Regions from separate parts of the Homo sapiens genome. Here region 1 is linked to region 2. A link is a contact called in ENCODE Hi-C data. All regions are on one chromosome and are shown on one strand. Each heading gives the region's core, a stretch centred on a gene start or an enhancer-like site at or near the end of the contact. The rest is flanking DNA. Distances are from core to core; before and after follow the strand shown. Region 1 holds the start of CHIC1 (cysteine rich hydrophobic domain 1). Region 2 holds the start of PBDC1 (polysaccharide biosynthesis domain containing 1).

Region 1 (3,217 bases), core at 108-2,607, 2.6 Mb before region 2:
ATTAAAGTTTGACTATGTCTGTTTCCCCAGAGACACACCATCTGATTGGGATGCAGCCGTAGAGTAGCAGAAAGAGCAGTGAAGCTGGTATTAGAATGCCTGGATTACAGTGTTTGTTCTGTTACTTAGCAGCTGTGTGACTTTACTGTCTTAATGATATGGATTTTTGTGCTGCTGCCAAGTATGAAACAGTTTGGCACACTATTTAGATACGCAAAATATGTGATCCCCACAACATTTTAGTGAGTGTAAAGAAGATAGGATAGACCATTTAAAATGGAAAATTTTGAACAAAAGGTCACCATAGACTTGAATAAATTACTTAAACTTCTGAGACCCACTTTTGTCATGTAATAAAATAGATATAATGATACTTACCTCTCAGGATTAAGGGTTAACTGAAATATTGTATGTGAGGGTCTAGCTCAGTGTCTGGAAAATGGATGATGTTAATTAAGGTTTCCTTAGGTTGGAATGCTCCTTTCACCCCCTCCATCCGCCCCCTCCCCCAAAAAACACTCCAAAATTCAAACATGCATATTCTGATTCATCTTTTAAGGAAGAGCCCAAGAGGCACCATTCTACAAAATCTTTCCAAACAACTTCAGGCAGTACAGCCCTTTGGTTAAGAGTACTGGGCTTCTGGAATCAGAAGAGACCACCAAATTTAAAACCAGGTCTCCCATTTAGTAGCTCCCTGACACTGGACAAATTACTTATTTTCTCTGCACCTAGATTTCCCATCTGTAATATAAAATCATCATGATACATACCTCATAGGGTTGCAGAGGATTAAATGAGATATACATACAGAGCACTTAGCACAGTCCCTGAGTTAATAAGTCCTCCGTTAAGTATTACATAGGAGAAGTAGTAAAAAGTTTCCTCTTAAGTAAAATGCTAATAAAAGTGCTTACCCTGCCTCCCAAGATTGTGGCAAAGTTATGACGCAAGGCTTTTAAACTGTAATGCTGAACAAACGTAAGGGATTGGTATATACCTTGAGATATTTTGGACAAAGTTCTAACCTTACTTTTATACAATATGCTTTCTCTCACCCGCCTGCAGTTGGGTTAATAATGCCCAGCATTAATTAATAAGCAATAAAATCAGAAGATACCCCGAATACAAGTAGCTGACGCTCAGAGAGCAGTATTAAGGCGAGCACCCGCAGACCGGACCTGGATAACTCCTTGGAGTTCACCTCTAGCGGCCCCCTCCCCTTGGAGCTGCGCAAGCGTACACTGACTTTGCTCCTCTCTAGTGCCCCCGCCTCCAGCAGCCGCCCCCCCACCCCCCCGTCTGCCCAACACGCAGGCGCGTCTCCTCAAATCCTGTCCCTACACCCCTCCTCTTTCTCTTCATTTCGTTCCCCCTCCTCTTGCAGCACCTCGGCAGGTTCAAACTCTTCTCCGGGAGCGTGGCGGCGATCGCGAGGTCACGTGATGAGCATCCTGCTGCCCAACATGGCGGAGTTCGACACCATCTCGGAACTGGAGGAGGAGGAGGAAGAAGAAGCGGCAACGTCGTCGTCGTCGCCGTCGTCGTCGTCGTCGGTATCTGGGCCCGACGATGACGAGGAGGATGAGGAGGAAGAGGAGGAAGAGGAGGAGGAGGAAGAAGAGGAGGAGGAGGAAGAGGAGGAGGAAGCGCCGCCCCCGCCTCGGGTAGTGAGCGAGGAGCATCTGCGGAGATATGCTCCCGACCCTGTATTAGTGCGGGGTGCCGGCCACATCACTGTGTAAGCGAGAGGGGGTCTTGGGACTTGAAATGCCTGAGATTTGGCAACAGAGGAATGAGAAGTGATCGAGGGGCCTGTGGAGTGGGGGAGGGTTGACTGATTGACTGAGGCGTACACTTAGGAAAGGACACCTGGTCTAAATGGGGAAACCATGGGTGGATACGTGTGAAGGAAGTGAGGAGAATGTAAATATGATGCACCAATGCCAGGTAAAGAGTGAGTATAGGAGAGGGAAGTTAGGGGTTTGGGAGCCAGAGCGATTGGAGTAGGGGTGAGTCTCCTTTCTTGTATGTATGCTGGCAAGTGAACAGTCTCTAAACTGCAGGATGTACCAGAGGGTTTTTTGCTGACAAGATTGATACTTTGTGGGAAACAGCAATTGCTGTGACATGTGACAAGAACTAGGCTTGCATTCTTCAAAACAGAAACATGATATATTTTGTGAATAATAATAGAATGTTCATTCACCCACGTATTCATCCATCCATTCTTCCTATCGAATCCTTCCTTATATATCACTCGATTAGAGGTTCAGGATGAGAGGCAGCTATGGAAAGTAGAAAAAGAAATGGATTGAGTCAGGGCTCTTAGACGCTGGTCCCGGTTTTGCTTCTTACTGGCCCTGTGACCTTGGTCAGGTTGCTTTTTCTCATTTCTGCGCCTTGATTTCTTCATCTCTAAAATGAAGGGTTTGGAGTAGATGGTTTCTAAAGCTTTTCAGTTCTGAGATAATTTACCTCCAAGGGATTTTGTATGCCCAAGTATGAAATATACAGGCATTAAATATATATGGAAATTAATACTTTGGGAGCTGAGCATAATTTCTTTAAAATTTATCCAGGGTGGTTTTTTAAAAAATTGAAATCTTGAGGAAAAATTGAATATTTCAGAAAATAAAATGGGGAGGGACTTCATAACAGCTACAAGGCAAAAATGTTGATGATTCTCCGGGATTTAAAGAGTGCTTCCTCATTTTTATTTGCTTGGACCATAACTATTTGGAAGTTTGAGTACTGTGTCATGTTCATCCTCTGAACTATGCTATCTTTTACTGCATTTTCAAAATAGGTTGCCTTTTGTTGTTATGTCATGCTGCCTCTGGTTTTGATAATGGCTCACCTAGTCCCTTTGACTTTCAATTGAGTTCATGTTACATTAAATCATATATATGCTACCTCCCTTATATTAGCTTCAATTTTTAACATGTTGAGTTTTTTTTTTTTTTTTTTTTTTTGAGACAGAGTCTCACTCTTTTGCCCAGGCTGGAGTGCAGTGGCGCAATCTTGGCTCACTGCAGCCTCTGCCTCCCAGGTTCAAGCAATTCTCCTGCCTCAGCCTCCTGAGTAGCTGGGACTACAGGCGTGATATGTTGAGTATTTTAATTGTAATATACTTTCGTAATCTTTGCATCAAATATATTAACAAATATTTTGAAATTGGGGAAGTGTTGGGGGAGGGTTTTAGAGCTGCTTTTTG
Region 2 (3,282 bases), core at 423-2,922:
TCTTTAATGCATACAGAGTTTCAGTTTTGCAAGATGAAAAAGTTCTGGAGATCTGTCACACAACAATGTAAATATACTTAACACTACCTAAGTGTACACTTAAAAATGATTAAAATGGTAAATTTTTATATTATCTGATCTTTACCCCGATTTTTTTTTTAAAGTCCCTAGACCTCATGTTTCTTTCTAGCTGCACCTGTTTTGGAAGAACTTTCCATGATCACTAACATCTCTTCTTTATCTCCCACTCCCTCTTCAACCCACTACCATCTGACTTCTGCCCTTGTTCAGGTTGTCAATGACCATTCCACTAAACCTGCTCTTGCTAAGGTTGTCAACCTCCCTATATTTTTATGCTTAGTATACTCAACTGAGAGTACTGGGGTCTGCTCACCACTTATTTCTAGAAGCTCTTACATCCTTTGGTTTCTGTGAGGCTCTGCCTTGTTCTTTGACAGACAATCGACAACTTTTTTTTTTTGCTGCCTTTTTTCCTTCATAAATGCTTGACCTGCTGCTTTTTATGTCTTTACAGTACTTTAGAGATTTCTTATGAAAGCTCAACTAAACCTGAAGTACCAACTATCAAATTTATCTCTGATCAGATCTCCCTCTGCCTGGTCAATTCTATCTGAATGACCCATAGGCTCTTATAACTTAACTTCTCAAATTAAACTCATCATTTCTCCTCTGTGTTCCCTTGCTCAACGATATTTATGCCCAAATCCTATTCTGAAATCTGGGAGTCATACTAGAATCCAAATTCCCCTTTATCCTCTACATGAAATTAGTCAAAAAGTTCTATTGATTCTAAGCCCCATTAATTCTCAAAATTCATCTCAACTGCCACTGCTTTAGTTTAGATTTTCATCACCCACTGCCTTCAAACTGGTGTCTCTGTCTCCAATTTTGTCTTCCTCAAATTAATCTTCTATGTTGTGTTAGAGTGATCATAAAAGTTAAATCTGACCATGAAGCTGGCCTACTTAAAAATCTTCAGTAGCTTACTGTTGCTCTAAGGGTAAACTCTCTACTCTTTAACATTCAGCATACCAAAGGCCCTGTGCTCCCTCAAATGATTATAGATGACTCCACTTTGGATTCAGCTATACTGCTTTTGTAATTCCCAGCAAGGTGCCACTAATGGCTTTGTTTGTGCTATTCCCTCTGCCTGGACTGTCTTTCCCTGTCTGCTTGGCTAAGCTCCCCTTCATGATTCAGCTTAGGTATCCCCCATTCATGCTCCCACATCATCCGATGCTATGCTGTGAGCACTACTGTATCCGGTCCCTCACTATATCTAGTTGTTCCAAGGCAGGGACTAAATTCTTCATTCCTGCACTCTGCGCCCTAGCACCATGCATTTTCGTGAATCACTCCCTGGTTTGGGGTACTGGTGTGTATGTGTATGCGCATGTGCGTATATGCGCATATGAATGGAGAGTAAATTTGAATTTTTGCTGGGCACACGGCGCAGTGAAGACAAGAAAGGGGCACTATTTTAACACAACCTTTTCCCGTGATCACCACCGAAAATTACTGACGAGTCAATCACCTCAGATCTCTCAAGCAGTCCAGCCTACGCAACAGTACTCCACCTCTGCGCCTGTGCGGGGAGGGTAAGGCGGGGCCAGCAACTTCCTCAGCTGGAGGGAGAGCGCACGGTGGAGCCGCCAGTTGAGAAGGACTCTGATCCGGCTCAGCTTTCCAATCAGCTGCGGAAGGAGCCACGCTTTCGGGGGTTGCAAGATGGCGGCCACCAGTGGAACTGATGAGCCGGTGAGACGCTGTTCTGGGGTCGGGTGAGTGGGGAGGTCGAGCCAGGTGGAGCCTTTTTTTTTTCTTTTTTGAGACAAGGTGTCACTCAGTCGCCCAGGCTGGAGTGCAGTGGTGGGATCACCGCTTACTGCAGCCTCGACCTCCAGCGCTCAGATCTTCCGCCCACCTCATCCTCCCGAGGAGCTGGGACTACAGGCCCGTGCCACCACGCCCAGCTACATTTTTTGTATTTTTTGTAGAGACGGGGTTTCGCCATGTTGCCCAGGCTGGTCTCAAACTCCTGGGCTCAGGCGATCCGCCCGCCTCGGCCTCCCAAAGTGCTGGGATTACAGGCACGAGTCACTGCGACTGGCCTTGGGGGGAGCCACCGCGCCCGGCCTTGGGGGGAGCCTTGAACTCTTTTTCCTCCTTTCTAGGTTTCCGGGGAGTTGGTGTCTGTGGCACATGCGCTTTCTCTCCCAGCAGAGTCGTATGGCAACGATGTGAGTATGACTCACCCACAGCTCCCACCCACTCAGCTAGCCTGGGATCTCTGCAGGACCTGCCTGCCACTAAGTTATAACTTCACGTCCTGATAATCTACTGCAGACCCTCTCCACTTACACCAGAAACTGCACCTTCGTTCAGTTCGTTTTAATCTTGGTCCACAAACGCAGGACTAACGCCTGTGGAAGTGGTTCCCCAAGTTGGCCACGCTTTAGAATTACTGGGGAGCTTTTAAACATCCCGCTGCCTAGATTGCAGTTCATACCACCTAAATCAGAATGTCTGGGTAATGAGAGCCAAGAATCAGTATTTTTAAAGGGTCTCTGAGGGATTCCATTGTGCAGCTTATGGTGTGTCTGGTTTAGAAAATTACTGAGAAAGTATATGAGGTATTTTCCAAAACAAGACAAGAGGATGTGAGAATAGTAAAAACACCCAAATAAGAGTGTGATACATATAATGAGTGGGTCAGGCCATAAGATCCAAATAATTTAGCTGAAGGAGAAATCCCTAAGGGGCCAAGGCAGTGGAAGACTTGACTGAGGAAATGGAGCTTTACCTGTATCCTCAAAGTGTAGGTGGACAAAGGACATGGATTGGCACGTGGGAAAAGTGCATGGTCTAAGGCATGGAGGTAACAAATGCAAATGGCTTTTTCTGGAGTCAGTGAAATAGCTCGGTCTCGTTGGAATGGGAGATTCCAGTGGAACCTCCAGTGGGGTGCTTGGTAAGACTTATTATAACCTTGACCTGTTTCATGTGCTAATTCATTTCTAGGTGTTACAGTATGGGGAATTGGCTGTTTGGTAAACAAAAATGATTATGACATGCTTCAGTCTTAAAAGTGAAAAGTAATTTTCATTTTGATTCTTTGTTCTCCCAACAACTCAGTGGAATTGATGGGTATATTATTTCAGTTTTACAATGATTTAACTCAATCCTGAGAAGGTGATTTATCTCCTGCTTTATTTAGTCTCCCAGCTTTCACTAGCAGCTGGGAAAAGATAGCCGGTGGCT

The links. Hi-C counts contacts between places; a loop is a spot of excess contacts on that map. Pooled maps may share reads with other maps.
Region 1: a loop to region 2 is called in a map of CD8-positive, alpha-beta T cell, with 11 times the contacts of the local background. The contact joins the promoter of CHIC1 here to the promoter of PBDC1 in region 2. A Hi-C loop is called at or near these places in 2 of 168 maps with a recorded cell type or tissue (both CD8-positive, alpha-beta T cell), 1 of 37 single-sample maps with no recorded cell type and 11 of 50 pooled maps.

What each region holds. Positions count from the first base shown.
Region 1 is chrX:73,561,840-73,565,056 of GRCh38, forward strand. It overlaps CHIC1 (cysteine rich hydrophobic domain 1), which reads left to right and starts at 1,358. Exons shown (of 6, transcript NM_001039840.4): 1 at 1,358-1,741. The coding sequence starts at 1,446. It also overlaps the pseudogene MAP2K4P1. RefSeq lists a silencer at 1,278-1,337.
Region 2 is chrX:76,171,390-76,174,671 of GRCh38, forward strand. It overlaps PBDC1 (polysaccharide biosynthesis domain containing 1), which reads left to right and starts at 1,673. Exons shown (of 6, transcript NM_016500.5): 1 at 1,673-1,779; 2 at 2,196-2,261. The coding sequence starts at 1,750. RefSeq lists enhancers at 1,685-2,542, 1,756-2,055.